Regions from separate parts of the Homo sapiens genome. Here region 1 is linked to region 2. A link is an interaction called in ENCODE POLR2A ChIA-PET data of the cell type or tissue named here. Cell type or tissue: MCF 10A. All regions are shown on one strand. Links, peaks and the distances in the headings refer to the core of each region. The heading gives the core; the rest is flanking DNA.

The links. Peaks named below come from ENCODE experiments on the same cell type or tissue, not always from the same donor. Only the 100,000 strongest peaks of a DNase experiment are listed, where the experiment ranks them.
Region 1: POLR2A ChIA-PET joins it to region 2 with 9 read pairs; 8 of 35 experiments call an interaction of 5 or more read pairs at or near these places.

Annotation. Positions count from the first base shown.
Region 1 is chr18:12,630,453-12,646,019 of GRCh38, reverse strand. It overlaps SPIRE1 (spire type actin nucleation factor 1), which reads left to right. Exons shown (of 17, transcript NM_001128626.2): 2 at 10,924-10,958. Among named protein-coding and RNA genes, the nearest start is that of SPIRE1, 20 kb to the left of the region's middle. In MCF 10A, for the core only: no CTCF peak of the experiment used is centred there; DNase peaks (open chromatin) are centred at 7,899 and 8,419.
Region 2 is chr18:12,400,706-12,416,272 of GRCh38, reverse strand. PRELID3A (PRELI domain containing 3A) reads right to left here and starts at 8,344. Exons shown (of 7, transcript NM_001142405.2): 1 at 8,266-8,344. The coding sequence starts at 8,297. RefSeq lists enhancers at 1-599, 7,517-7,766, 7,624-8,283, 8,284-8,945 and silencers at 7,967-8,546, 13,969-14,263. In MCF 10A, for the core only: no CTCF peak of the experiment used is centred there; a DNase peak (open chromatin) is centred at 8,372.

The DNA of each region.
Region 1 (15,567 bases), core at 6,353-11,352, 230 kb before region 2:
GCCCCAAGAGTTCTCAACAGGATGCTTCAGGTGGCCACTACTAATTATTTGGAGTTGGCACGTGAGGTTAAACCTGTTTGTCTTCTTTGTAGTGGGTGTTCCCTGTGCCTGGAGCGGAGGATGTGTGTGGGAGTCGGAGTCAGAAGGGCTGGAAAGGCACGTTGGCTGGGATCAGATGATGAAGGACTTTGTGCCAGCCACATGGTCGAGTGTGTATTTATAGTCTGTACAGGCAGTGGAGAGCTATGGAAGGGTTTTAAGCAGGAAAATGATGTAAGCAGATTACTCTTTTTAGAAAGATAAATGTAGGGGCTTTGTAGATGTATTGAATTGGGTAAAATGGAGGGCATAGACACCAGTAGGCATTTTATATATCTTTAGATCTTTGTAGCCTTTAAGTTGCTAAACCAGTTAGGAGTGTTATGGCTGTTCAAACAGGAGATGATGGAGGTCTGAATTAGGGCAGTAGGAATGGAGAGAAAGAATCAGATTGAGAGTGATTTAGGAAATAGGACATGGTATAGCTCTTCCACTTTTTATGTGTGGGTGAGAAAGAGGAAGGATTGTTCAAAGGCTCTGACTTCTTGCCTGGGTGCTTGGGTGACAGGGTAGGCAGGAGGGGCAGGTTAGGGTGGGAAGATAGATGATGGTTTATACTTGTTGGAAATTAAATTGGCCTGGAAAATATTTTTTCCTGTGGAGTCATGTTGATTCCCACCAAGCTCCTTTGCTGCCTTCCAGATAGTTGCAAATCAGCTGTTGAATGTCACACCATAACATGGAGAGAACTAAGAGCTGGCTACAGAAGATGCAGTTTCAATTCTTTTGGCTCTGATGCTTACTATTGAATAGTTATGACCTCAGGCAAGCCATTTAACTATTTCTGATGCTGATACTGTCTTATTTTTTTTTTTCTTTTATTCTTTTGTATGTGTGTGTGGAGACCAGGTTTTGCCAGGTTCCCCAGGCTGGTCTTGAACTCCTGGGCTCAAGACATCTACCTGCCTTGGCCTCCCAAAGTACTGGGGTTACATGTACATGTGTGAGCCATGGTGCCCGGCCGCTCTCTTTCTTTATTTGTAAAATGGAAGTAATATTTGTCCAGCCCTTCTTGTGAAATTGTTATGAGACTCAAATGAAGAAATATATGTGGGGGCATTTTGTTACCTTGTATGTACTGCACAAATACATTTTTACTGAGCCATTGCTATCCTTTGTAAAAAGATGAATACTTCCAAATTATTTGAGTCAAGATTGATAAAGAAGTTCTAAAACAATATTAAATATATGTTTGGAAGTCTATAAAATGATTCTTGAGGTTGAAAAAATTTGAAATGTGGGTGTCCATGTGATTAGACCTTTGTTGCCTTAGGTGCTCCACCAGGTTTTTAGAATGGACTATGGAGGGTTACTTGCAGATTATCAGGGAAAGGTAATTAGTGCTTGACCACCGTTTATATTTTTTATGGATTTCCATATATTTTATATTATCTTGAATTTGTTTTTTTCCTTCTTTTGCCACTTTCTGACTTGTTTGATACTCATTTATTGATCATTTAATTTAGCTTCTTTCAATCCTTTGGGGAGTATAGGAGGGCTTATTTATGTAAATAATAAAACAATGTAACTATAACTTTCCCTATAAACTCTTGGAACACATTTCATCTGAGACCTATAAGATAAGCCATAGTTTAGATGAAATATTTGAACTGTTGTATTGCCTGATGTGTATAAACTTAAATGTTTTTGATGGGAAATTGTTAAGTTCCTTAAATTAATGATAGTTGCCCCCTAACCCTGACCTTTTTTTTTTTTTTTTTTGAGATGGAGTTTCCCTCTGTCACCTAGGCTGGAGTGCAGTGGCTCGATCTCAACTCACTGCAACCTCCGCCTCCTGTGTTCAAGCGATTCTCCCTCCTCAGCCTCCCAAGTAGCTGAGACTACAGGCATGTGCCATCATGCCCAGCTAATTTTTTTTTTTTTTTTTTGGTTGAGACAGGGTTTCACCATGTTGGCCAGGCTGGTCTCAAACTCCTGACCTCAAATGATTCGCGCCCCCACCCCCAGCCTTCCAAAGTGCTGGGATTATAGATGTGAGTCACAGTGCTCAGCTTGACTTTCTTCTTTAATTAATGATCTTTTCATTATATTTATATTTAAAGAATAGTACTGTATTCATAAGTATAATAAAAATGTGTAACTTACAAAACTCATTACAAAAATATTTCTTGACTATATATAGTATATGTAGTAAAGGTTAAATAGCTAAAAATGTTTATAGTAAAGGTTAAATAGCTAAAAATGGCAAAGTGTAGTCTATGTCAAGCCTATGTTGTTTTTATAGTTTTTAAATCAGATCTCCCAAATCTTGACAGAGGGAAAGTAACACATTTGGGTAAGTGGATATGGCTGGTAGAGTTGTGATATAACTAAAGGGAATTAGGGCTTGGAAGATAGAAGTTCCTGGGATGCTTCTCTGCAGGGCTCTTGTTGGCTAGGTTGTCTCATACTCAGATGCCACAGAGGGGCAGGAGATTCTAAAGAGAATGGACACAGATGTGTGTATGAAATGCATGAAAACCAGAACTCTTCAATTGATAGGGAATAGTAGAACATTTGGGATTGTCACCTGCTAGAACTCTGTTTATGATTTGGCTTGGGGAGGTTCCCCTCCAAGTTCTCATTCCTAAAATCTAGTGATATGTCTATGTATTTTTGAGCTTGTGAAGTTTAAGCAATGTTTGAATTGCTGTTACTAGGGAAAAGTTTAATCCAAATCAACCCAGTTTACAAAGAGTACTTTGACTTTCATTGTCCTTGTCTTCTAACACAGGAGTGTCAGAAATGTGGCTCCAGGCTATAAACATTTTTAGCTATTTATGTATAAACATTTAAAAATGTTTATACTATAAACATTTTTAGCTATTTATCCTTTACTACATATACTATACATAGTCAAGAAATATCTTTTTGTAATGAGTTTTGTAAGTTACACATTTTTATTATACTTATGAATACAGTACTATTCTTTAAATACAAATATTATGTCTTCTATTCCTATGGCAGCATTTCTTCTTCTTTTTTAAAATTTTACTTTAAGTTCCAGGATACATGTGCAGAATGTGCAGGTTTGTTACATAGGTATACATGTGCCATGCTGGTTTGCTGCACCTGTCAACCCGTGATCTAGGTTTTAAGCCCCACAGGCATTACATATTTGTCCTAATGCTCTTCCTCCCCTTTCCCCTGCCATCCCTGACAGGCCCTGGTGTGTGTTGTTTCCCTCCCTGTGTCCATGTGTTCTCATTGTTCAACTCCCACTTATGAGTGAGACCATTTCTAAATAGTCCTGGGCACCTCCTATCCTGTACTTGCCATCAGAATACTTCTGAAGATGACATTCTAGACAGCCACTGTTACTCAGAATTGGCACTAGAGATGAAACTTATTTGCTCTGCAAGCTTCCAGTGTTGCCAGATTACATAAAATAGATAAAAGATAATATCCAAATTTTGTGGCGGGTTTTAATCACTGATACTAGGTCCAAGGGGAGACTCTAGTCCCTGGGAAGGTGACTGGTAATAACAATCCAAGGCTGTCATTTTTTTTGAAAGGTAAGGGATTTAGTTACAAATCTAGGAAGCAAAGTGTAGTCTATGTCAAAAATAAAGTGGGAGCTTCCATTTCTGAATTAGGATAGAAGTCACATTTATGGCAAAGGTGATTGAAGGCTGAAAGTCCTAGAGCCTGGCTTGGGGCAGAGTCTGTGGGTGGGGGTCAGATAATCTCAAGGAAGAAGATGCAAGTTCTGGAGAGTGCCTGTCACACAAACGTATTGTTGGTGAATGAACAGATGAATGCTTTTTCCATGAGAGATATTTAAAATTAGAGGTCATGTCCCTGACTGTTTTTTGTATCAAATCCATAACATTCACGCTGAGGCGGGCGGATCACAAGGTCAGGAGATTGAGACCATCCTGGCTAACATGGTGAAATCCCATTTCTACTGAAAATACAAAAATTAGCTGGGCGTGGTGGTGCGTGCCTGTAGTCCCAGCTACTCAGGAGGCTGAGGCAGGAGAATTGCTTGAACCTGGGAGGCGGAGGCTGTAGTGAGCCAAGATCATGCACTGCACTCCAGCCTGGGCGACAGAGCAAGACTCCATCTCAAAAAAAAAAAAAAAAAAGCATAACATTCTTTTTTCCCTTAAAATGCAACTTGGCAAAGATGATTTTGTTGGGGGAAATTGGTTTAAGCTAATAAATACGTAGTTTCACTGTCCTAACTTTTGAAGTTCTGTTCATTGATTCCAAGTCCTCAGTGGCCACTGCACTTTAGAAATTCATGTATGAGGCTGGGTGTGGTGGCTCACGCCTGTAATCCCAGCACTTTGGGAGGCTGAGGTGGGCGGATCATGAGGTCAAGAGATCAAGACCATCCTGGCCAACATGGTGAAACCCCGTCTCTACTAAAAATACAAACATTAGCTGGGCATGGTAGTGTGTGCCTGTAGTCCCAGCTACTTGGGAGGCTGAGGCAGGAGAATCGCTTGAACCCTGGAGACGGAGGTTGTAGTAAGCCAAGATCGTGCCACTGCACTCTAGACTGGCGACAGAGCGAGACTCCATCTCAAAAAAAAAAAAAGAAAAAAAGAAATTCGGGTATGATTAGGCTGTAGAAATTTTTTTATTGCTAAATTTCAGCCTGTTAACTACAAAACTATGGGTTTTTTTTCCTAGTAATAATACAAAAATTGTCCCAGAAGCATATTTAATAAACTCCTTTCTTATAAAAGTATTATAGTTCTTAAACTAATGGTTGTTGTTGATCAGTTTTGGTCAAATGTTTGAGAATATTATTCTTGAAAACATGGAGCATGTTCAGGATGTTGTTTGTCAATCCATTAACAAATCCTGTTCTACTTCCAAATTATTTCATGAACCCTCTCCTTTTCACCCTCATTACTGCCATCTCCCTGCCTGGCCGCCCGCGTGTAGTGCTGCAGTACAATGATAGTAGCCTCCTCGCTGGCCTTGAGCTTTCCATCTGGCTGTCTCCACTACGTTCTTCACATTATAGCAAGACTGACCTGGAAACTACCTGGACGCAGCTGACCCTCTTGCCTGGTATCCTTCAATAGCTTCCCATTTTCCTTAAAGTCAAATCTGAACTCATCATACTATCCTTACAAGCCTGTGTGATCTGCCCCCTGCCTGTCTAAACACAGTTTATGTTACTCATCCACCAAACACTTCCCAGGCCTGTCACACGCCACCTCCTGCTTCCGGAACAGATTCTTCTTCCCGCCCTGCAGTTGGTTCTACCCAGCTTCAAGGTCTCTGTTTAAATATCATCTTTTGGAGGAATCTTACCTGACCACCCCAGATGGGGTCATTTCTGTTACTTTCTCTCCCTTTTGGATCCATTTATCACGAGTTCTGTTTTGTTTGATTACTTTTTTGGGGCTGTGTTCAATAAAATGTAAGCCTTATGAGGCAAGAACTGTGTCTAGCTTGTTTACTACGACAGTGTGTCATCAGTGCTTATGAGTAGTACTTAGTAGGTGGTGAATAAATATTTACTGAACAAATGAAGGTGGCAGAGGTATGCTGGCAGGAGAGCAGGGTGTATTCATTGGTATCTCAGTTTTAGCATGAAAAAGAACATAATTTCACATGGTTAGAGGGACTGAAACATTGTCTAGAATTTGGTCACATAGTAAAAAGCTGGAGAATAATTCTGAGAACCATTTATCTTAAAAGTTCCAGAAATTCTGTTTTTTTGGTAGGTATAGTTTGCCTTTTGCTTATTCAGCTAGTTTGAATCATATTGATAATGTGACTGCATGATAAGTCAGCCATATGCTGAGGTTTCTACTTTAAAGATAAGTAGCTACCTTAATTTGAAAGTATTATTTGCATTCTCTGAGCAGACCCATGGTGAAATGATCTGATTATCAATATTTAAGATTTATAATGTCTGCTGAAGATGACAGTGTTGCCTTAGTTATGAATTCTTTATGACAGACATTTTATATCAGGACTAGTTTGTTTCGTAAAGCCATTCTGTGTCAGTTTATAGGAAGGCATAGGCTTTTCTGTTTCCTGGGACATAAGGGGACTCGTCTAATAAATTTTTTTTTTTTTTTTAAAGACAATGTCTGGCTCTGTTGCCCAGGCTGGAGTGCAGTGGTACCATCTCAGCTCATTGCCTGCCTCCTGGGCTTAAGCCATTCTCCCACCTCAGCCTTTCTTTTTTTTATTTTTATTTATTTATTTATTTATTTTGAGATGGAGTCTCATTCTTGCGCCCAGGCTGGAAGTGCAGTGGCGTGATCTCTGCTCACTGCAACCTCCGCCTCCTGGGTTCAAGCAATTCTCTGCCTCAGTCTCCCGTGTAGCTGGGATTATAGGCATCTGCCACCATGCACAGCTAATTTTTGTATTTTTAGTAGAGATGGGGTTACACCATCTTGGCTAGGCTGGCCTTGAACTCCTGACCTCGTGATCCACCTGCCTTGGCCTCCCAAAGTGCTCGGATGGCAGGTATGAGCCACTGCGCCTGGCCGCATTCCTCAATTCAACAACAGCTTCTTCAATTGGAAACTACCAGTATAGCATCAAGGGATTTACACTTGACAAGTTCTGAGTCTTTCTTCAAAGGTTGGCCACTTCTGTTTTACTGCACCAGACCTAAGGAATGAATCCCTCTAAAACTTACAAATCCTGTGACTTCACCCAGAATTTTTTTTTTTGAGATGGAGTGGCGCTGTCTCGCCCAGGGTGGAGTGCAATGCCTGAACCCAGGAGGCAGAACTTGCAGTGAGCCAAGATCATGCCACTGCACTCCAGCCTGGGCGACAGAGCGAGACTCCGTCTCAAAAAAAAAATTTTTTTTGAGGAATGCATTTCCCCATTCCTCAGAAACAGTAGAAATGGTAGTTAGCCTGGACAGTACCCCTGCAGTTCCCCTCAATCCCAACAGCCACTGAAAGTGGGAATGGAGATATATTAGTCCATTCTTGCATTGCTATAAAGAACTACCTGAGACTGGGTAATTTATAAAGAAAAGAGGTTTAATTGGATCACTGTTCTGCAGGCTGTACAGGAAGCATGGCTGGGGAGGCCTCAGAAAACTTACAGTCATCGCAAAAGGTGAAGGGGAAGCCAGCACGTCCTGGATGGCTGGAGCAGGAGGAAGAAAGAGGGAAGGAGGAGGTGCTACAGACTGAAACAACCAGATCTCATGATAACTCGCTATCACAGGACAGCACTAGGGGGATGGATGGTGCTACACCATTAGAAACCATCCTCATGATCTAATCACTTCCCACCAGGCCCCACCTCTAACATTGAGAATTATAATTGAACAGGAGATTTGGGTGGGGGCATAGAACCAAACCATATCAAGAGGATTAGAATAAGAAAACCACACCAACATACATGAGGAGGAATCAGGAGCCTTAGAGTGTGCTCTTCACTCTGTCACCAACTCTGTGTCATTATGTGCAACTCATTTGACTCCTTGAGCTCTCAGATTACTCATCTGTTTTTAATTAATTAATTAATGGTTTCTGAGGCAAGGCCTTGTTCTGTCACCTGTTCTGGAGTGCTGTGGCACTATCACAGCTCACTGCAGACTGGACCTCCTGGGCTCAAGTGATCCTCCTTCCTCAGCTTCCTGAGTAGCTGGGACTACAGGCTTGTGCCAACATGCGTGGCTAATTTTTTATTTTTGATAGAAACTGGGTCTCGCTATGTTACCTAGGCTGGTTTCAAACTCCTGAGCTCAAACAATCCTCCCACCTCAGCCTCCCAAAGTGCTGGGATTACAGGCGCAAGACACCACACCCAGCCAAATTACTCATGTATAAAATGAATGGATTGAGCAAGATCATTTCCAAGATCCCTTTAAGCTCTGATGTCATGTGATTGGGATTTTTGGATTCCTAGATTAGCTTTTGAGCAGGAATTTGGATGGCAGACCTGTGTAGTTGGTCAAATACTTTGTACTTACAGCCTTTTCATATTACCGTGAGTTACTCACCAATTCAAATTGAATGACCAAGAGCTGTTGAATTCTCACAAAAATTTTTAGTACTTTTACAGCATTTTCAGTTTTATAATGCAGGTCATTGAAAAAAATCTTATTTTATAGACTCTTATGCCCTTTTGGCACTCCTCTATCATTGTTTTTAAGCACTTCATTGTTTTCTGGTACAAAAAGATGTTCCTGACTTACCTTGTAATTTCCCTGTCCCAGCCCTGAAATCAGCCAATTTCCCAAGGAATCCTGATTCTGTTGAAGGGGAATGGGCTTGGCGTGCCCCATGGGCTTCTCCCACTTTTGATGAGCAGAGCTAGGAAATGTTTTGAAGTTGTGTAATATCTCTAGTTACAGTTTGCCACCACAGGGCTCCTTTTCTTCTCACGTTAGGTTTGTGTATTCCTTCTCCCATAGTGTAAGTCATGACTCCCAGCAATATCAGTGTATTTACTCATGTGCTCATTGCTGCAATACATTAAAATAGTTTCAGAATTTTATACTACCAACAAGAAACGTACTACAAAAACTTATAGATTTCTTTGTAATTCTCTTTATCTTCAGAATATATCCTACTGAAGATGTAAACTCACATACTCTTTTTTTTTTTTTTTTTTGAGACAGAGTCTCACTCTGTCACCCAGGCTGGAGTGCACCGGCGCAATCTCGGCTCACTGCAAGCTCTGCCTCCCGGGTTCACGCCATTCTCCTGCCTCAGCCTCCCGAGTAGCTGGGACTACAGGCACTTGCCACCACACCCGGCTAATGTTTTGTATTTTTAATAGAGATGAGGTTTCACCATGTTAGCCAGGATAGTCTCAATCTCCTGACCTCATGATCTGTCTGCCTCGGTCTCCCAAAGTGCTGGGATTACAGGCGTGAGCCACTGCACTTGGCCAACTCATATACTCTTAAAGAGGCTACTCTCTGTTACAGTTTGCCTGAGTGCTCCTCTCTTCCTCCCTCTCTCTCTTCCCCCCATGCAGAGTAGGCTCTCAGTAACTGTTTGCCGAAAGGCAGTCTGTACCCTTCCTTGAGCTGTTTCTGTCCAGTAGTACTTTGCCGAGTAAAATTAATTACCAATTTTATGGGAGTTAAGTATTCTTAACTACCAAAAGCATTAATGGTCTGAACAAACAATCATATGTATAAATAAATAAAATGTATGTTATAAATCACTGTTGAATGTAGAGTTTTATGTAACAATAAATAAATATATAAGTAAAATAACAGTCTTATACTTATCAAACCCTATTATATAAACCCTTAGCTAGTAAGCTCATTTTATATATATGTTCATGTAGTCTTTATTGCTCATATATAATTTTTAATTTAATTCATAGAACCTAAGGCCCCTTATTTTCTGGTCTCAGTTTCAGCCAGTGTTTCTCATTAGGATCATTAAGAGATGAGGAGTTGTGGTTGTCTTCTTTTATTTTTTCATTTTTGTTTTTTTTTCAACCAACTCATTTCAAATAAGAAATTGTGGTTTCAATTTTATTTTTTATTTTAAGAATTGGGAGCATACAAAAGCTATTATTTGTGATTTTTCTTTTGTGATGTCATAATACAGTCTGAGGCATAGAAATTCTAGTTAAGTACTAAAAAAATAACAAGGCTGTTAGAATAACCACTGTGGGCTAGGTGTGAGGGTAAATCCTGGGGAGAGGAAGAAGTGGGAGGATAGTATTGGGTGAAGGGAAAGGTATAGAGCTAAATGCATATTTGAATTTAGGTCAGTGAAATCTAAGTGTAGTCTGGGGAAATTAAATTTTCTAGTACTGACTGGGCATGGTGGCTCACGCCTGTAATCCCAGCACTTTGGGAGGCCGAGGCAGGCAGATCACTTGAGGTCAGGAGTTCGAGACCAGCCTGGCCAACATGGCAAAACCCCATCTCTACTAAAAATACAAAAATTAGCTGGGCATGGTGGTGGGTGCCTGTAGTCCCAGCTACTCACTCAGGAGGCCAAGGTGGGAGAATTACTTGGACCCGGGAGTGGGTGGTTGCAGTGAGCCAAAATCACACCACTGCACTCCAGCTTGGGTGACAGAGTGAGACTGCTTCTCAAAAAAAAAAACAAAAAAAACCAAAAAAACCCAATTTTCTAGTACGCAGTATAATTAATTGTATAATTGTGTTATTCGTTCTTTTTGTTAAAACTATTTAATAAGTGATTCTTTAAAATAGCTGTTTTTGTTTAAGAAGTATGTTTTTGTCAGCGACATTGACAGAAATGTATTAATTGTTCATGTTCTTTGGTATTATGTATCAGTGATGGAGAAAAATACTAATGTTGGTGCAGCCAAATATTGTTCAGTTCTAATTATTCTTTAAGTGAGCCTCTGTTGGAAAAATTACTCAATTAATTATATGGTTTTGCCTAATCATATATTAAAGAAAAACAGTCAGCATATATTAAAGAAAGTATGAATTTAAACATTATTCCTTTCATTGAAATGATCACTGTATCTTTAAACTGGAAATATATTTGCAGTCTTTTAAGATTTCCTAAGGTATACTTAAAATAAAATACCTTTAAAGTATTTTAAGGTGTTTCTTAAAAGAAAGCAAGACTTTCAAATGTTTTTGTTTGATTGATTTATATATCTGTATTAAATATGTACATATGTTTTAGATCTTATTACAGTTAAGCATTTTTTTCTCACCTTTTTTCTTTGTTATTTTTTAATGGGCCTATTTAAACTTAAATCTCTAAGTAGGACCTTCAGGGATATTTGGTCATTCTAGCATCTTTCATTTGCATAGATATTCTCATAGACATAATAAAGCCATAGCCAGAGAAGCTCAAATATTTTTATCAATGATTTAAAAAAGCTGAAATCTTTTTAAAGTAATCCTTTTCATTTTTATTACAGGTAAATTGGGATATTCACAATGTATGGAAACAGAGGTAAGTGAAATACTCAAATATTTCTTAGTAAAGCAGCTTTGCAGTCCTGTTTAGACTAACTTGAGTACTGAACTATCTCACTATAGGTTCTTGGTCTTCTGATAAGATTTCTTTTTTTTTTTTTTTGAGATGGACTTTTGCTCTTGTCGCCCAGGCTGGAGTACAATGGCACGATCTTGGCTCACTGCAACCTCTGCCTCTTGAGTTCAAGCGATTCTCCCGCCTCAGCCTTCTGACTGGCTGGGATTATAGGCACCCACCACCACGCTCAGCTAATTTTTGTATTTTTAGTAGAGACGGGGTTTCACCATGTTGGCCAGGCTGGTCTTGAACTCCTTACCTCAGGTGATCCACCCGCCTTGGCCTTTCAAAGTGCTGGGATTATAGGCATGAGTCACCGCACCTGGCCCTGATAAGATGTTTTGAGAGCAGGTGTGTTTTCTAGGTTTAGGAAGAGTAAAATGTGAAGAAAAATTACTTGCCTTGTCCATATTTTTGTAACGTCAGGTTGTGTTATAAAGAATAGCTTAATTATCATTTTAAAATTTAACCGTATTATTATTTGCAGAATTGAGTTAGCTAAGATCCAGAGCTCTTAGTAATTTCAGTTTTTTTTTCATAATTCAGTGCAGTATGTCATATAATAAATACAGCATTTAAATGTGTTAGACTCCATTGGAGCTGCCTTAATTTAAGAAAAAATAGGGACTTAGAAACAATGTTTTAGTAAGATTAATAATAAATTTGGTGCTTTGTTATTTATACAAGTAGGTTTATTATTATTATTATTTTTTTTTTTTTTTATTTTTATTTTTAGACGGAGTCTCGCTCTGTCGCCCAGGCTGGAGGGCAGTGGCACGATCTCAGCTCACTGCAAGCTCCGCCTCCCGGGTTCACGCCATTCTCCTGCCCCAGCCTCCCAGGTAGCTGGGACTACAGGCGCCCGCCACCGCGCCCAGCTAATTTTTTGTATTTTTAGTAGAGACAGGGTTTCACCGTGTTAGCCAGGATGGTCTCGATCTCCTGACCTCGTGATCCGCCCGCCTCGGCCTCCCAAAGTGCTGGGATTACAGGCATGAGCCACTGTGCCTGGCCTGGTTTATTATTTTTTAATAATTTAATTTCAAATTTCTGATTGTGAAATTTAAGGGGTTTCTATGTGTTCATTGCAGGGATTTCAAGCATAATACTGAAATACCAGGTCAGCATATATGTGTGGTGTTCTTTTCAGTAGCAGTTTCATCATCCTTAGATTGGGGGTGTTGGGTGTTTTGTTAGTGGCAATGCCCAAATAAAGGATTTAAGAAGTTGTATTTCAAATTTTATAATGCATCTACATATTGTTGTAGGTTTTAGTAAGTTTTAACTGTTGTTTTAAATGAAATGTAGGCTTCCCAAGGGATTATATTGTATAATAGAGAAACAAAAATAATTTATCCCTTTTGGCATTAATTTTTGTATTTTCTTTCTTTTTTTTTTTTCTTTTGAGACAGAGCCTTGCTGTGTCTCCCAGGCTGGAGTGCAGTGGCACAATCTTGGCTCACTGCAACCTCCACCTCCCAGGTTCAAGTGATTCTCCTGCCTCAGCTTCCCGAGTCGCTGGGACTACAGGCACATGCCACCATGCTGGCTAGTTTTTGTATTTTTAGTGAAGACGGGGTTTTACCATGTTGGCCAGGCTGGTCTCAAACTCCCGGTCTCAGGTGATCCACCATTACAGGCGTGAGCCACTGTGCCCGGCCCATTTTTGCATTTTCTATTCAACTTTGAAAGGAGGGACAATTTTTTCCAAGTTAGATCTAAAAAGGCAAGAACTTAATATTTTTATATTGTTAGAATTTTTGATATACTATTCAACATGACACAAAGGGGTGGGATTTGATTTGAGTCAGAAGAGGTAAGTTTTGTGGTTTCTGGGTGTGTATTTTTCTAGCTATGCAATTTTGAGTAAGTAATTTTTCTTCCAGAACTTTGTCTTTCTTATCTATAAAATGTTAATGGTAATTTGTATTAACCTCATAGCTTATGAAATTTTTAAAGAGATACTATATATTAAAATGTTTCATAAACCTTAAATGCACTATTGTGAATTAAGATGATACAAATATAGTCAGCATTCATCTGCATTTAGGTAATGAAATATGAAGATTTTACATACAAGGCACAGTTATCTAATTATCGTTTTATTATATTGTCATAAAATCCACATGATCTTAACATTAGTTTAGTACTCACTTTGTAAAGAAGCATTAGTTCATTTTATCTCCTAATTGACAGCCCTTATAATTTGATCCATAACATAGGTCACCAAAAGAATTGGAATCTAACTAAATAGAAGTTTTTCAGAATTAAAAAAAAAGTAAAAATTTGGAGGGGGCAAAACACAAGGAAACAAAAATTTCAATCTGATATTGATTTAATTCAGAAAAATAGGTATTTTCTAGGGCTAACAGTGGTTATCAGTGGGGAGGAGATTGGGATTGTGGATGGTCATTTATCCATATTGTTTGATTTAAAAAAAAGTATCTGTGTATTACTTTGGTAATTAAGATAGCAAAAAGCAGGAGTGGTGAGGCGGTAGAGCCAGAGGGAACTACTTTTTCTTAGAAGTTTGGTGAAATGACAGAAGGAATTAAAAAACAGCATAAGGAGGAAGTTTTCTGTTGCGTTTTAGGTTAGAGACGATGGGCCATTTGGTGGTGGTGGTGTGAGGGAGCCTGGAGTGCGTGAGCCAGGTTCAAGAGTGGTTATCTAATGAAGCAGACCCAGGAACACATGGGAGACGATGGTTGTCTGGAGTAGTGCTGCTCAGAACCAAGACTGGTCCAGGGCTCTGTGGTCTCTGAGACCCTCTCAGGGGATCTGCAAGGTCAAAACTATTTTCATAGTACTACTAGGATATCATTTGCCTTTATACTTTCATTCTCTTAAGAGCGTACCATGGAGTTTTTGGAGGCATGAGGAAGACTGTCAGAATGACTGCAGAAGCAGATGAGATCCAGCCTTTTTTTTTTTTGGAGACAGAGTCTTGCTCTGTCACCCAGGCTGGAGTGCAGTGCCATGATAACGGCTCACTGTAGCCTCAACTTCCTAGGTTCAAGTCATCCTCCCACCTCAGCCCTCTGAGTAGCTGGGACTACAGGTGCATGTCACCACACCTGGACAGTTTTTTATTTTTTATTTTATGTGTATTTTTTGAGACAGAGTCTCACTCTGTCACCCAGACTGGAGTGCAGAGGTGCGATCTTGGCTCACTACAACCTCTGCCTCCTGGGTTCAAGCGATTCTACTACCTCAGCCTCCCAAGTAGCTGGGACTACAGGCGTGCGCCATGATGCCCGGCTAATTTTTGTATTTTTAGTAGAGACAGGGTTTTGCCAGGCTGGTTGTGAACTCCTGACCTCGTGATCCTCCCGCCTCACCCTCCCAAAGTGTTGGGATTACAGGCGTAAGCCACTGTGCCTGGCCTGTTTTTTTATTTTTATGTTTTTTTTTTTTTTTTTTTTTTTTTTTGTAGAGATGGGGTTTTGCTATGTTGCCCAGGCTGGTCTCCAACTCCTGAGCTCAAGCAGTCCTCATGCCTCGGCCTCCCAAAGTGTTGGGATTATAAATGTGAGGCACCTTGCCCAGCCTCTGTGGCTTTCATTGAGCCTGACATTAAAAGGTTTTGTAAAATGTAAAACAATTCCACTGTTCTCATTTTTTTAATGTAGTTTTTTTTTCCTCCATAAAATGTTATTAACATTTAATGGGCTTAAATGAATTAATACATATTTTAAACATTCCTTGGTTTTAATTTCTAATACAGTAAATATTGATAGATTATAGCCCACATTAAAAAAAAGCTCTTTGGGCTCTAATTTTTTAGTGTGTAAAGAGAGTCTAAAACCAAAATTTAAAGGTTTGAGAGCTGTGGTATGAGAGCACAGATGGCAGAGGTACTTCTTCCTAAGAAACAGAATAGGGAGGTAGGAGGAAACTAGAGTTGTGGGGTAGGCAGCAGGAAGCCCAGGCATCCTTGCCATATGGGTTTAAGGCTCTTTTTGTCAGCAAGAAGGCAGGCTCATTTCTGAGACTGAGGTTATACGGGGTCACAAAGGGGACTGACTACTAGAGCCTCTCTTGGCTCTTAAATTATTTTTCTGTTGAGCAAAACAAATTGTTTTTCTATTTCTGCCATTCCCTCTGTAAACCCCTCACCCAACTCTTGCTAGTATAAGCTGCCTGAAGGAAGAGGCTGGCTGCCATTCTGGGGCAGCCTGTTCAGCCTTTCTGAATTCAGAGAGGCCTTGTTAGGTGGCCCTTGTGCCCAGGCTCAGCTCATGGGGCCTCCCTTTCCTTCTCGCTTCTCTGCCTCAGATTCTCCATTGAGGGTGGATAGCTGCAAAAATTATTATTATTTTTTGAGACAGAGTCTTGCTCTTGCCCAGGCTGGAGTGCAGTGGCATGATCTCAGCTCACTGCAACCTCTGCCTCCCAGGTTCAAGCGATTCTCCTGCCTCAGCCTCCTGAGTAGCTGAGATTACAGGCATGTGCCACCACGCCCAGCTAATTTTTGTATTTTTAGTAGAGATGGAGTTTTGCCGTGTTGGCGAGGCTGGTCTCGAAC
Region 2 (15,567 bases), core at 5,943-10,942:
ACACGCTTTCAATGGGCAAAAATAGACAAGTCTGGCAATATTGAGTACTGGAAAGGGTATAGGAAATAGGACAACAGGAAGTGCTGCTGGTGGACACAAACTGGCACAGGCACTAATGGCAGCAGTTTACCCAGAGAAGCTGAAAATGGACACCCCGCCCCTGCCGAAATCAGTCAGGGTTCTCAGCTGCCTGGTTGAGGCAGAAGAGGAATGTGCTGAAGTTTATTTTCAAGAGGAGCAGAGAACTGCCTACTCAGAGATCCCCAACCAGGCGGCAGGAGCCTCCTCTGCTGCTGTTCGTGGAGACCTCTGGGGAATCCTATCCCCCAAGGGCAAGAGGCCTCCGCTGCCACCCAGCATGGATGGCTCCCCACATACACGTGTCCCAAGTGCTCTGACACCATGTGTGTGGTGGGTCTGCCTGGCGGGCTAAGGGAAGCTGGTTTCTGAGCTGGGGAATGAAAAGGAATAACAAAGGACTCTCTAAGCACCAACAGTGTCGGGAAGATGAAGAAGGAGGAAATTACATGATGTCTGGGATTTGCCTAAAATAACCCAGGGGAAGGAGCAGTGGGTGGGGACACAGAGGACCCTGGACTGGCTGCCAGAGGGTAACTGTTAAGCTGGGGGTGGCACCGGCTCTCAGTATTCTAGTCTCTCCATGTTTGCATAGTTGTGAAATTTCCATAGCAAAAATCTGTCTTAAAAAGATTTAAGGCCAGGCACAGTGGCTCATGCCTGTAATCCCAGCACTTTGGGAGGCCGAGGCGGGCGGATCACTTGACAGGAGTTCTAGAACAGCCTGCCCAACATGGTGAAACCCAGTCTCTACTAAAAATACAAAAATTAGCTGGGCATGGTGGCGCACACCTGTAGTCCCAGCTACTTAGGAGCCTGAGGCAGGAGAATTGCTTGAACCTGGGAGGCAGAGGTTGCTGTGAGCCAAGAACGCACCACTGCACTTCTGCCTGGGTGACAGAGTGAGACCCTGTCTCAAAACAAAACAAAAAAATAAAAATTAAAAAAAAAAAAAGATGTAGGCAGACCAGGTGTGTTGGCTTATGCTTGTAACCCCAGCATTTTGGGAGGCCAAGGCAGGAAGTTCACTTGAGACCAGGAGTTCAAGACCAGCCTGCGCAATAGAGCAAGATCCCTATGTCAACAAAAAATACGAAAATTAGCCAGGTGTGGTAGCTCGCAACCATAGTCCCAGCTACTGCAGAGCCTGAGATGGGAGGATCACTTAAGCCAAACAGTTTGAGGCTGCAGTAAGTCGTGATTGCACTACTGCACTCCAGCCTGGGCAACAGAGCAAGACCGTCTCTAAAAAAAAGAAAGAAAAAAAGATGTAGGCAGCCAAAAACAAGATAGTAGGCCTGCTATACCCCACCACCAAGTGACCCAAGGCCTCCATCAGCTGCTCCTTAGCATTTGGGCCACACACCCTGGTGGCTCCAAGAACTTTTCCAGACATAACTGTTGTCACAGTGCTACTGAGACATGACTGACCTTTTCTTTTGGTGGGGGTGGAGGGGTGGGGGGAGGACCAAGTCTCACTCTGTTGCAGAGTGAGACTGGGATGCAGTGGGTGTGATCTCAACTCACTGCAACCTCCACCTCCCGGGTTCAAGCAATTCTCGTGCCTCAGCTTCCCGAGTAGCTAGGACTACAGGCATGAGCCACCACACCCAGCTAATTTTTGTATTTTTAGTAGAGATGGGGGTTCACCATGTTGACTAGGCTGGTCTCAAACTCCTGACCTCAGGTGATCCACCCACCTCGGCCTCCCAAAGTGCTGGGATTACAGGCATGAGCCATGGCGCCCGGCCAATGACTGGCCTTTTTTGCTGTATTGACATTTGCGCTAATTCTGCAAAAGCAATAAAAGGACAGAGCCAGTATCTTCCCAGCATCAAGGCAGGGCTCCAAATTGCATGTGGTCACCGCAGTCCTCACTGCTGTGCACTTGGGAAACAATGCCAGTTTCTCTTAGGGACATCTGTGAGTAAATGGCCAAGTGATTAGTTTTATGACTGCTTGACCCCTGAGTACTCTTCTCTTTGATATTCTGTGTGAGGGAACAGAAGTGCACCAGAAGCCCCTCTGCTGCTGCGGCCCAAGTCCCTCGACTCTGGGGTGTCTGGGGGGCGCCGGCACTTGTTCACTCTGAGTGGGAGCCCCTGTCTCTCTGCTGCTTTCCACTGCCTGCCTCTTGTACTTGAAAGAGCAATAAACAGAAAGAACAATAAACAGATAAACTTTGCTTATTCAGACTTGGGGATCTGGCAGATGATTTCTTGAAAATTAACAAAGTAAGCCTGTGCTTCAAGGAAAACAACTGATAGCATTTGCTGCCAAAGATAAAATTTGAGCTTTAAAGTGATAATTTGGCCAGGCACGGTGGCTCACGCCTGTAATCCCAGCACTTTGGGAGGCCAAGGCAGGCGGATCACCTGAGGTTAGGAGTTCAAGACCAGCCTGGCCAACATGGCGAAACCCCGTCTCTACTAAAAATACAAAAATTAGTAGGCCGTGGTGAGACTCACCTGCAATCCCAGCTATTTGGGAGGCTGAGGCAGGAGAATTGCTTGAATCTGGGAGGCAGAGGTTGCAGTTAACTGAGATCATGCCACTGCACTCCAGCCTGGGCGACAGAGTGAGACTCTGTCTTGGAAAAAAAATAAATAAATAAAGTGATAATTGAAATTTCAGAAAACTTGTATCTGCTACCAGGAGCTGGATGACTGCCTCATGCTGCACGCTCAGTGGAGGCCTATATTCCAAATGCTTCCAAGTCATACTTGGGTTAAAGACTCATTCATACACAGGACAGGCCAATGGGTTTGTTGTTGTGGTGGCTGTTTTAAGAGATGGTATGGCTCTGTCACTGTAGCCTCAAGCTCCTGGGGTCAAGCAATCCTCCTGCCTCAGCCTCCTGAACAGCTAGGACTACAGGCACAAGCCACCACACCTGGCTAATTTTTGTATTTATTTTTTGTAGAGACATATTCTACTATGTTGCCCAGGCTGGTCTCAAACTCCTGAGCTCAACCGATTACCCCCGCTAGGCCTCAGAGTTCAATACTCTATTCATTATAGTTTCAGGTTTTGTATTCCAACTAAGTGTTAAGAAGCTACCGTTTCTTTTGTCATAACAGGAAAGAATAGCCATAATTACTTAAAAAGACTACTAAGATGCTCCCACCTTTTCCAGCTGCATGTTTGTGTGAGGCTGGGGTTTATCCATACACTTCAACCAAAACTATATATTGCCAAACACAGACTGCAGAAGCAGATATGAGAATCAAGTTATCTCCTATTAAGCCAGATATTGTAGATATTAGTAAAAACAGAAACAGCACCACTCCTTTCACTAATTTTTGGAAAATACAGTTTTTTATTCAGAAACATTATAACAGGTTTATTATTGTTAAATTTAATGAATTAACTTTTTCAATTTATCATTTTTAATTTCTAATATGGTAAATATTGACAGACATAACCCACATAAGCAAAACTGTTTAGGGTTTTGCTAAATCAAGAGGTCCTGAGGCTGAAGAGCTTGAAATCCATTGGCCTAAGTGGGCCCTTGATTGAGTGGGAAATAGACACAGGGCTGGTCACTGCAGTTCGATTTGTAATAAGAGGAAAACTTAATGCCCTTCAATAAGAAAAAGAATAAATGGTGGCACATTCATACAGCTATTAATATCTATCTATATCTACATATATTTATGTAGACATCTATAGACATCTCATATGGATGGATTTTCGAAAAACAATAGGGCTAGGCGCAGTGGCTCACGCCTGTAAACCCAGCACTTTGGGAGGCCCAGGTGGGCTGATAACTTGAGGTCAGCAGTTGGAGACCAGCCTGGCCAACATGGCGAAACCCCGTCTCTACTAAAAATACAAAAATTAGCTGGGCGTGGTAGCAGGTGCTTGTAATCCCAGCTACTCAGGAGGCTGAGGCAGGAGAACTGCTTGAACCTGGGAGGCAGAGGTTGCAGTGAACTGAGATCCCGCCACTGCCCTCCAGCCTGGGTAACAGAGTGAGACTCCACCTGGAAAAAAAAAAAAAAAGGCCGGGCGCCGTGGCTCATGCCTGTAATCCCAGCACTTTGGGAGGCCAAGGCGGGCGGATCACGAGGTCAGGAGATGGAGACCATCCTGGCTAAACTAAAAATACAAAAAAGTAGTCAGGCGTGGTGGCGGGCGCCTGTGGTTCCAGCTACTCTGGAGGCTGAGGCAGGAGAATGGCGTGAACCCGGGAGGCGGAGCTTGCAGTGAGCCGAGACTGCGCCCCTGCACTCCAGCCTGGGCGACAGAGCGAGACTCCGTCTCAAAAAAAAAAAAAAAAGAAAGAAAAGAAGACAATATGACACATGCGTATACACAGATGCGGTAAAGTGAACCTCTGGAATATAGACCCCCTCAGAAGGATGCCCACCAAACTGATCCTCACGGCTGCCTGCAGGGAGGGAGACACAGTGGAACACCAGTGGGGAGGGGAAGAGCAGGCTTCAACTCATCTGTAATGTTCAATTTCTCTTCCCTGCTCCTAGCTGTAAGGCAAGCCTGCTTTAGGCATGACTCCCCATGCCCCAAAGCCCGTCCTGCCCTGAGAAGGGCATGGCCAGACATTCCTGGCAGCTGTCAGAATCAAAGGTGTGTGCAGCCTTGAACCCTGCAGGAAATCTATTTGTGATGGGCTTTGTTATTGATGATTTTGTCATAGGTCTGCCTGAAACCTCAATGCTGGGAAGAAGACATTTTAAACCCTGTCCTTTTTTTTTTTTTTTTTTTTGAGACGGAGTCTCGCTCTGTCGCCCAGGCTGGAGTGCAGTGGCGCGATCTCGGCTCACTGCAAGTTCTGCCTCCCGGGTTCATGCCATTCTCCTGCCTCAGCCTCCCGAGTAGCTGGGACTACAGGCACCCGCCACCACGCCCAGCTAATTTTTTTTTTTTTTTATTTTTTAGTAGAGACAGGGTTTCATTGTGTTAGCCAGGATGGTCTCAATCTCCTGACCTTGTGAAACGCCCGCATTTTTAAATGCCCCTTTCTATATTTTGGCCATATACTTTTAATTTTATTTAAACTACTTTCACCCCTGTCTAGGTAACACACACGTTAATTCAGTGGCCTTTCCCCGGGCTCTCTGTTTTTGTCTGAGTGTTTACACTGCTGTCTGCTATGATGATCTCAGGGGCGGAGTTTCTTCTCAATGTGGACACAGGAAGAAAACTTGATAAGATCAAACTGTTTGTGCCTAATTATTTCTTCATTTCAAAAGTACTGTAATCCCAGCACTTCAGGAGGCCGAGGTGGGTGGATCACTTGAGGTCAGGAGTTTGAGACCAGCCTGGCCAACATGGTGAAACTCTGTCTCTACTAAAAATACAAAAAAATTCACCAGGCGTGGTGGCACACGCCTGTGGTCCCAGCTACTCGGGAGGCTGAAGCACAAGAATTGCTTGAACCGGAGAGGCAGAGGTTGTGGTGAGCCAAGATCGTGCCACTGCACTCCAGCCTGGGTGATAGAGCAAGATTCTGCCTCAAAAAAAAGGAAAAAAAAAAGTAAATGTATTATTTCCAATCAAATGTTCACCTAACAGTACAACAAACTTTTTTTAAGTATAGAAAGAAAAAGAAAGGTCTATAATCCTCAAAGGAAAAAAATCAGGGGTTTCAATGGACGAAACAAGGGGAAAACTACACAGTAAGTCCAGCCAGGAAGCCAGACTTCCAATTTGTACTGTCATTTGGATGCTATGACACCTCATGGTACCACCTCATGGTACCACATCATTCATAACCCGTCCAGCCACAGGCCAATGACAGCATCCTCGGCCAGCCACATTCCACATTTGTCAGGCTTCATTACGGCCCTTTGCTTTCAAGTTCAAAAGTCTATGGCAGAGAATCAGCACCTAGTCCACAGCAGCTCCAGGGATGACCGGGATTCCTTTGGTGGATAGCTGCCCCTGTCCTGGAAGGACATCTGATCTCCATGTAAGATTCCTCACCCCTTCCGAGCACCTGCTAGGCGCCGGGCCCCGGCGGGGTGCCAGGAATACAAAATGAATGATGGGAGAAATGAAATACTGACACTCTACCACATGGTGAGCCTCAAGAAAATCATGCTAAGTGAAAGCAGACAGACACAAAACACCCCATATTGCAGGATGACATTTACATGCAATGTCCCAACAAGGCAAATTCATAGAAACAGAAAAGATTCCTGGTTGCCTGGGGCAGGGGTGAAAATGGGGTAAAATGTGAAGCTAATGAGCATGGGGCACCTCTGCAGGAGGACAGAAGTGTTCTAAGACTGGACTGTGTGTGTGATGGTCATACTTAGCAAAACTTAATGAATTATACACTTAAAATGTGTATAATTTTATGGTATGTAAAGTATCCTTCGGTAAAGCTTAAAAAAAATAAATGGGAGTTAGCAGCTGCAACAATTTTCAAAAGCATCAACTGTGATTTTTCACAGCTAGCTATTCATTTGTGCTTGTCCACAGACATTTCACAAACCTCTAGGGCAGACCTCGGCCATTCCATGAGAAAACTGAGCCCCAACCACCTGGCACTCCTGGTATGCAATGACTTAACTGTCCACAGCATCCAGACGGCTCAGTGATGCCCCCATCCTTGTTGCTGATGGAAACCCACTTGAGAAACACTGCAAGCCATACAAAAAATTAGATCCCATCAAGTCTAAAGACTTCATGAAAAATAATTTCAGAGGTTTTGAAACCACTTGATATATTTTTATTATAATTTTACATGTTTAAAGTCAGGCCAGTCACGGTGGCTCACACCTATAATCCCAGCACTTTGGGAGGCCGAGGCGGGTGGATCACCTGAGGTCAGGAGCTCGAGACCAGCCTGGCCAACATGGCGAAACCCTGTTTCTACTAAAAATACAAAAATTAGCCGGGCGTGATGGCCCACACCTGTAGTCCCAGCTACTCAGGAGGCTGAGGCACGAGAATCACTTGAACCCAGGAGGGGGAGGTTACAGTGAGCCAAGATCGCGCCATTGCACTCCAACCTGGGTGACCCAGCGAGCCTATGTCTCAAAAAAAAAAAAAAAAAAAAAAAAACCCAGCCTGGGTGACAGAATGAGACTCTGTCTCGAAAAAAATAAATAAAAAGAGTCAAAGGATGACAATTTCCTTCCACGCAGTACTTTTTTTCCCCCCAAAATAAAATATTTAATGCTTAAGTGAGGTCAGATAATTAAAAAATCTTTGTTGCTGTAAATAAACATTAAAGAATAATTTCAGTGTGTCACAGATCACTGACTTAAGGAAAAGATACCACTTAGGTTAGGAGGGCACTTTTTTCTTCTTTTTATTTGCACAATTCTATGGAGTATATGTGCAATTTCGTTACATGCATAAATTTCGTAGTGGTCAAGTCAGGACTTCTAGGGTATGCATTACCCGGGAAGGTGTCTTGCACCCATTAAGCAATTCTCATTATCCTCCCTGCACCCACCCCCTCACCCTTCAGAGTCTCCATCATCTGACGTTCCACTCTCCACATCCATGTGAACACATTCTTAAGCACCCACTTAGGAGTGGGAACATGCGATACTTGTCTTTCTGGGCCTGGCTTCACTTAAGATAATGACCTCCACTTCCATCCGTGTGCCGGGGGAGCATTTTTAAACAGTTCGAGGTTTTCCACGCTAGCTTGGAGGCCTTCCATGCCTACAAGTGAGTTCAGAGCCAGGGCCCCCGAAATGCCTTCTGCCCCTTTAGCTTCCTCCAGAGCTCACAGCCCGCCGTGGGCCCTCCGTGAAACGCGCGGAAGGTTTATGACAATCTCAGCAAAGGCGCCAGCTTGCAGGCCTCTCCCCTGCCCTGCTCCCGACCCCAAGGAGAGCAGCGAGCGCCAGGCCCCCGGCCGCCCCCCCGGCTCCGGCCGCCCCCGCCCCGGCCGCCCCCGCTCCGGCTGCCCCCGCCCTGGCTGTCGACCACCAGCGGGGCCTCTGTGCCTGCAGCCAGGCCCCTGCGCACGCCGGGGGAGAGGCCGTACCCGGCGCAGAGCCTCGCCCAGACCGCGGTCCCGGGGAAGCGCGCGTGCCCTCTCCGGGACGCCGAAGTTGCGGTCTGGGAACGGCCGGCGCGGGGCGGGGATCTCCGCGAGGCCCGCTGTGAGGTCCGGCCTTTCCTGGACCGCTCCAGCCGGGCTCGGGAGCAGGAGCCGGCGTCTGGACGGCCCCACCGCGGCCCTCAGCCCGGCCTCACCCAAACACGTGCTCCGAGCTCCAGATCTTCATTGCCGCCGGCGCAGGGCGCGGGCTCTGCGATCCGGGCCGGGTGCTTCGGGCCGCGCGGCTCCGGGCGCGGCGTGGGCGGGGCCTCGATGGGCGGGGCGCCCTTGGATGCCGCCCACCCCGTCTGGTGGCTAGGCTGGCTGCAGCGGCTAAAAATAGCTCTGCGGGCGCGGCTGTGGCGCAGCCCCAGACCTGCGCTGCTACCCTGGGGTGCGCGATGCGCGCTTGCTGCAGATGCCGCGGGCGTAGGAGGCGACGCTCGTCCTTACTCCCACTGTCCAAATTCTCCCAAGGCCCTGTCCAGCTACGCCGGTTTGTACTGTCGGGGACGTGTGATGAAAAACAAACCTGCCAACCCTCAAAACTCCACTGCAGTTTGGGTCTTGAACAAACATTAAACCAGCATGTGAGGCCGGGCGCGGTGGCTCACGCCTGTAATCCCAGCACTTTGGGAGGCCGAGGCGGGCGGATCACGAGGTCAGGAGATCAAGACCATCCTGGCTAACACGGTGAAACCCCGTCTCTACTAAAAATACAAAAAATTAGCCGGGCGTGGTGGCGGGCGCCTGTAGTACCAGCTGCTCGGGAGGCTGAGGCAGGAGAATGGCGTGAACCCGGGAGGCGGAGCTTGCAGTGAGCCGAGATCCCGCCACTGCACTCCAGCCTGGGCAACAGAGCGAGACTCCGTCTCAAACAAAACAAAACAAAACAAAACAAAACAAAACAAAACCAGCATGTGATGTGCATCACAAGCAATCCGCCAAATAGGCTGCAAAGACAGAAATCTCAGCCTGTATCAAACAGCCGGGAGGATGCAACCTACCCCACGCATGCTCCCGAGGTAAACGAGACAGCCCTCCGGGGAGGGGACTCCACTACACCATTTGTCGCAGAGTTCATCCTAAATTCGCCTGATGATGGAGTGGCCATTGGTAAATGCAGTGGCCATTTGCGTTTGCTAATTGCCTTTATCCAAAGGAAAAATGAATTTTCATACCTTTATGACAGGAGGTAGGTTTACAATTTGAAGCCAGGTGCTCTCTGGTAGCTGGGCTCCTACCCTCCCACAAAACTGGGAGACGGGGATGACATTTCAAAGAGATGACTCCCAAGTCCTTGAGAAAATACATTCTTGAGTTATAAAACTGGGGGGAAATCTTATTTAGCTTTAAAAAAATGTACGTGTATCTCAAAAAGAATTTGTGATTACAACTTGGCAAATCCTCTAAGGAAAAAGAGTCTCCCTTTCGCATAAACTACTTTTTAGCTTTGCAAAGTACCCTGCACTGCCACAAACGAAGTTGAAGTGCACGGAAGTGAGATGCTTGTTCTAAGAAGAGGGTACTCTTCTCCAGGATGAGATAGGGCGAGAGGGCAGGGCCCTTGTCTGAGTCGGCTGAGTCTCAGCCTAGAGCAGCGCCTGGCGCCCCTGGGGCGTCCGTGGGCGTGGGGAGCGCATTTGTGCAGTGAGGCAGGGAAGTGGAAGAGCACACAGCATGACCCGAAAGACCTGGGCTACAGTCCTGGCTCCACCGTCCACTCACATTGACCTCTACCTCCTACAGCGTTAAGCTCAGGATGATCTTCCAAAGTTGGTGCTATTCTTCCCGTTTTACAAATGAGTTAACTGAAGTTCAAGCAGGTTTCAAAGCTCTCTACCCCATGATCACACGCTGAGGTGAGAACCCAGGTTACAAGATTCCCCCTCCCCACTGTGCTGCACTGATTCTAGATTATCACTGGGCCAGCTGTTGAACACTTCTTGTATGCCAAGCACTATTGAAAAAACATGAGGCAACACGCTTGTTCCAGGTCACATATCTAGGAGTTATCCCACCCAGAATTCAAAGCCACATCCTGATTTCAAAGTCCAGTCTTGCCATTTATTATCCTCTAGGAGTAGGAACAGATCTAGCTGTGGAACATTCATTCATCCAGTCCGTCTTGTTACCTGTCAAATGAGGATCATACTGCCCACCCCACTGGTGTGTGGTAAGGATTAGATGCATCCATGTGTGGACATTACGGTTTACTAGTATCTTTAGAACATCCGTTCCTTCTATCACTAGCTAAGGCTAGCCAGATAACTATCCCTTAGCATCTTTTTTTCTTTTTTCTTTTCTTTTCTTTTCTTTCTTTCTTTCTTTCTTTCTTTCTTTCTTTCTTTCTTTCTTTTTCTTTCTTTCTTTCTTCTTTCTTTCTTTTTCTTTTTCTTTCTCTCTTTTTCTTTCTTTCTCTTTCTTTCTTTCCTTCCTTCCTTCTCTCTCTCTCTTTCTTCCTCCCTCCCTCCCTCTCTTCCTTTTCTTTCCTTTCTTTCTTTCTTTCTTTTTCTTGTTCTTACTCTGTCACCCAAGCTGGAGTGCTCACTACAACCTCTGCCTTCCAGGCTCAAGCAATCTTCCCATATCAGCCTCCCAGGTAGCTGGAACTACAGTCACGCACCACCATCCTGGGTTAATTTTTGTATTTTTAGTAGAGACAAGGTTTCACCACGTTGGCCAGGCTGGTCTCAAATTCCTGGGCTCAAGTGATCCACACTCCTCAGCCTCCCAAAGTGCGGAGATTGCAGGCATGAGCCACCCGGTCCAGCCTCTTAGCCTTTTCTTTTCTAAAATATTCTAGAGAGGAGACACTGCAACCACCCTCATCAACGGATTCCAGGATCTCTGAAAACTTTGTCAGGAATCATTTCCTAGATAGATCCTAACCCCAAACCTGGATGCTTAACACCAGCATGATCACAATTATAGTATTGAGCACTGATGGAGCATTTGCCTTGGGCTGTGGAGTGACTCATTTAGTCATGGACAGATACTATTACCATCATCTTCATTTTACTGTCAAGGGGACTGAGGCACAGGAGGATCAAGTAACTTCTCCAAGAACACACAGCTAGGAAGTAACAGCTGCAATCAGAAACCAGGCATTCTGGCTGGAAGACCAGAGCTCTTACAATATGCCGAATTTGGTTCTGCCTACTAGATTGCTTAAACTGGGGGAGCTTTCGTGATTAATATTCATCGCTTTGCCTAAAGGCAGAGGCTATCCATTGACTTGCTACAATGTATCACAGAGCCACTATTTTAGCAGATCCCAAATTTAAGGCAGATCTGATTTCTTCTTACCAGTTCTGTCTTTCACTGTTGTTTGTTTGTTTGTTTTTTTTGTTTTGAGACAGAGTCTTGCTTTGTCACCCAGGCTGCAGTGCAGTGGTGTGATCTCGGCTCACTGCAACCTCTGCCTCCCAGGTTCAAGCAATTCTTGTGCCTCAGCCTCCCTTGTAGCTGGGACTACAGGCACACGCCACCACGCCTGGCTAATTTTTTGTATATTTAGTAGAGACGGGGTTTCACCATGTTGGCCAAGCTGGTCTCAAACTCCTGACCTCAAGTGATCTACCTCCTTCAGCCTCCCAAAGTGCTGGGATTACAGGTGTGAGCCACCATGCCCAGCCTTTCACTGGTTTTAAATTACATTATTCCTATAATTGTATATTTCATCACAGATTTTAAATGCAATGACTAAGTAAAATAGAGTACATAAGTGATTCCCATTATTTTATTATGAATCTTAGTACCATATTGTCTACTTCAACCTGTAACTTTTGTGGGTTTTTTGTTTTGTTCTGTTTTTTTCCAGACAAGGTCTTGTTCTGTTGCCCAGGCTGGAGTGCAGTGGCATGATCATGGCTCACTGCAGCCTTGACCTCCTCAGCTCAAGTGATCCTCCTGCCCCAGTCTCCCAAGTAGCTGGAACTACAGTTACGTGCCACCGTTCCAGCTAATTAAAAAAAAATGTTTTTAGAGACGGGCTCTTGCTATGTTGTTCAGGCTGGTCTCAAACTCCTGGACTCAACCATCCATCCCACTGAAGCCTTCTGAGTCACTGTGATTACAGACATGAGTCATCATACCCAGCCAACCCTGAGACACTTACGTTGCATTTTTTCCTAAACAGCAAACTCCAAAGAAACTGGAGACTTATTTTTTCAACCTATCTTTTCATATCTCTGTAGAAGATTGTCTGAGCTACCTAACTCTCAATAATAGGAGAATGTACTGCATTTGATACTCTCAAAATCCGTAACATTTCCAAAACCAAAGGCATGGATGCGTTTAAAGTTTTGTCCTTTCCTTTCTGGGATATGTGTGCAAGAGGCTATGTGTGGATTTTATATGATCATTCTCAGCTGTTTCTATTTATGTCTCCCACAGATTATGAGGTCCTCAGGGGTAGGAATGGATCTTTGTAAACCAGGAACTTAAATGAAGCATGTGCCCAATAAATATGTATTGAATTTAATTGAATTTTGGTTTTAAAAAAGTGTCATCATTTACAATAAGCATTTCCAATGAAAGCACATTGAGCAGGAGGCTGAGGAGACTGTGCGGTGTGGCGAGAGCTCGGTTTACTTGCTCCATGTCTGGACCACGTGGAGCATCCAGGTCTTCTCTTTTTGCCTTGTAGGAAGACTGAGTCCCAAATCAGGTAGCTCCTCGGAATAAAGACACTATTTAGTGGTGGAGCTGGACAGACGGAAAACTGTAATGAAATGAGAACAGACTTCAATCCCTGGACTATTACAACACAGTCTCAATGTTCTCTGCCTCTTCCCCTGCCACCCTCACCTTCAAATCTTTTTTTTTTTTTTTTTTTTTTGAGATAGAGTCTCGCTCTTGTTGCCCAGGCTGGAGTGCAGTGATGCGATCTCAACTCACTGCAACCTCCGCCTCCCAGGTTCAAGAAATTCTCCTGCCTCAGCCTCCCAAGTAGATGGGATTACAGGCACCCACCACCAGCCACCATGCCCGGCTAATTTTTGTATTTTTAGTATTTCATGTTGGCCAGGCTGGTCTTGAACTCCTGACCTCAGGTGATCCACCAGCGTTGGCCTCCCAAAGTGCTGGGATTACAGGCGTGAGCCACAGCATCCAGCCTCACCCTCAAATCTACTTCACACCCTGCTATCGGAATTCCACTGGGCGTCCAAGCCCTGGGGCAGATGTGGTCACTCCTCTGCAGCTTCCCCTCTGCAGTTACACATCCACCCGGATGCACCTCCCTCAGACTCACCACAGTGTGTTAAAATCATCTGCGTATTTCTCTGCTTCTCCCACTGGGCTAAAAAAATTTCTCTTTTTTTAAAAAATTATGTCTCTCTCTGTGGTCCAGGCAGGCCAGAAGTGAAGTGGTGTGATCATAGCTCACCGCAGCCTTGAACTCCTGGGCTCAAAGGATCCTCCCCGCTTCAGCCTCTTGTCCTGAGTAGCTGGGACTACAGGGGTGTGCCACCACGCCTGACTCTTTTTTCTTTCTTCTTTCTTTTTCTTCTTCTTTCTTCTTTTTCTCCTCCTCCTCTTCCTCCTCCTGCTCCTCCTCCTCCTCCTTCTTCTTTTTTTGTAGAGACAGGGTCTTGCTTAGTTGCTCAGGCTGGTCTCAAATTCCTGGCTTCAAACAATCCTCCTACCTCAGCCTCCAAAAGTGCTGTCATTTTATGGAATTACAGTTATGAGCCATGGCACCAGACCTAAAATTATTCTGAGATCAAGAACTATGTTATTTTTCTTCTTGCTGTTTCCAGAGTCAGAAGCATAGTAGGTACACGATAAATAAATAAAGTTCATCTTAAAGTCCTATGCTGACAGATACATCTTTTTTTAAGTCCACATTCTATTCTTGTCTCTCCCTGTTCCTCACTCCGTGTCACCTCCCATGGTCCAGAGCCAGCTGCATCGCGCAGGAGTGTGTTGGAAAGGTAAACTCTCAGGCCCCGCCTCACACCCAGGATGCAGCATCTCTGGGGTGGGGCCCGGGAACTCGTGGTTTGACCAGCTCTCCGGGAGACGCTGACACTAAAGGAGACCCCTCCCCGTCCTAGGGGCACTGGCCTCAGCCTACCTGAGCTATGGTGATTCCTGCACATGCCCTCACCTTCTTCATCCCAGGAACTGGTTCAGTTTCCTCCACCCAGAGAGCCCTGCTCTGTGCTGGTCCTGGAGGCATCCTCCTGGGAGGAGAGCAGAATACACAAGGCCCAGAAGCTGGAGGCTGGACTGTAGGGTCCCATGGCAAATGGCAAGAATTGAGTCCAGAAAGGGAGACGGGAGCCACAGCTCATGGCACAAGTTGTCACATGAATTACAAAAGGCTTTATAATTCATGGTGAGCTCAGACAGGTTTTAGAATTTGAGATTTGTGAGGCAAAACCGTTTAACTCAAGCTAGGTCCAGGAGGTAGGCTTGGCCGTCTCTGGGAGGCCAAAGTCAAGTGGAGATGAAGACGGCGAAGCCGGAAAGGGCCTCCTTTCTGGGAAGGCTTCTAGCCCCCTCCCCACCTCGGGTTTAGAGGTGACTACTGGATGCCGTGGAGCTGTCCTCTGCCATAGCACCTATCACAGTGCTGTGTATACTTATGTCCCCTGAGGAAGTGTCTTTGTTTGACTTTGTTGTGGGGGACCCTCATGTATTTATTATCTTTGTATTCCCAGTACCTGGAAAATATTAGGGACTTGACAACTTTTTTTTTCTTTTTTCTTTCTTTCTTTTCTTTTTTTTTTTTTAAGACGGAGTCTCACTCTGTTGCCCAGGCTGGAGTGCAATGGCGTGATCTCGTGTCACTGCAACCTCCGCCTCCAGGGTTCAAGCGATTCTCTTGCCTCAGCCTCCCGAGTAGCTGGGATTACAGGCGCACACCACCACACCAGGCTCATTTTTGTATTTTTAGTAGAGATGGGTTTCACCATATTGGCTAGGCTGGTCTTGAACTCCTGACCTCGTGATCCGCCCTCCTCGGCCTGGCATTACAGGCGTGAGCCACCGTGCCTGGCCTTTTTTCTCTCTTTAAGAGGCAGGGTCAGCCGGGTGTGGTGGCTCATGCCTATAATCCCAGCACTTTGGGAGGCCGAGGAGGGGGGGATCACTTGAGGTCAGGAGTTCGAGACCAGCCTGGCCAACATGGTGAAACCCCGTCTCCTACTAAAAATACAAAAATTAGTTGGGTGTGGTGGTGCGTGCCTGTAATCTCAGCTACTTGGGAGACTGAGGCACGAGAATTGCTTGAACCCAGGAGGCAGAGGTTGCAGTGAGCCGAGATTATGCCCCTGCACTCCAGCCTGGGCGACAGAGCAAGACTCTGTCTCAAAAAAAAAAAAAAAAAAAAAAAGAGACAGGGTCTCACTCTGTCACCCAGGCTGGAGTGCAGTGGTGTGATCATAGCTCACTGCAGCCTCAACCTCCAGGCCTCAAGTGATCCTCCCTTCTCAGCCTCCCAAGTA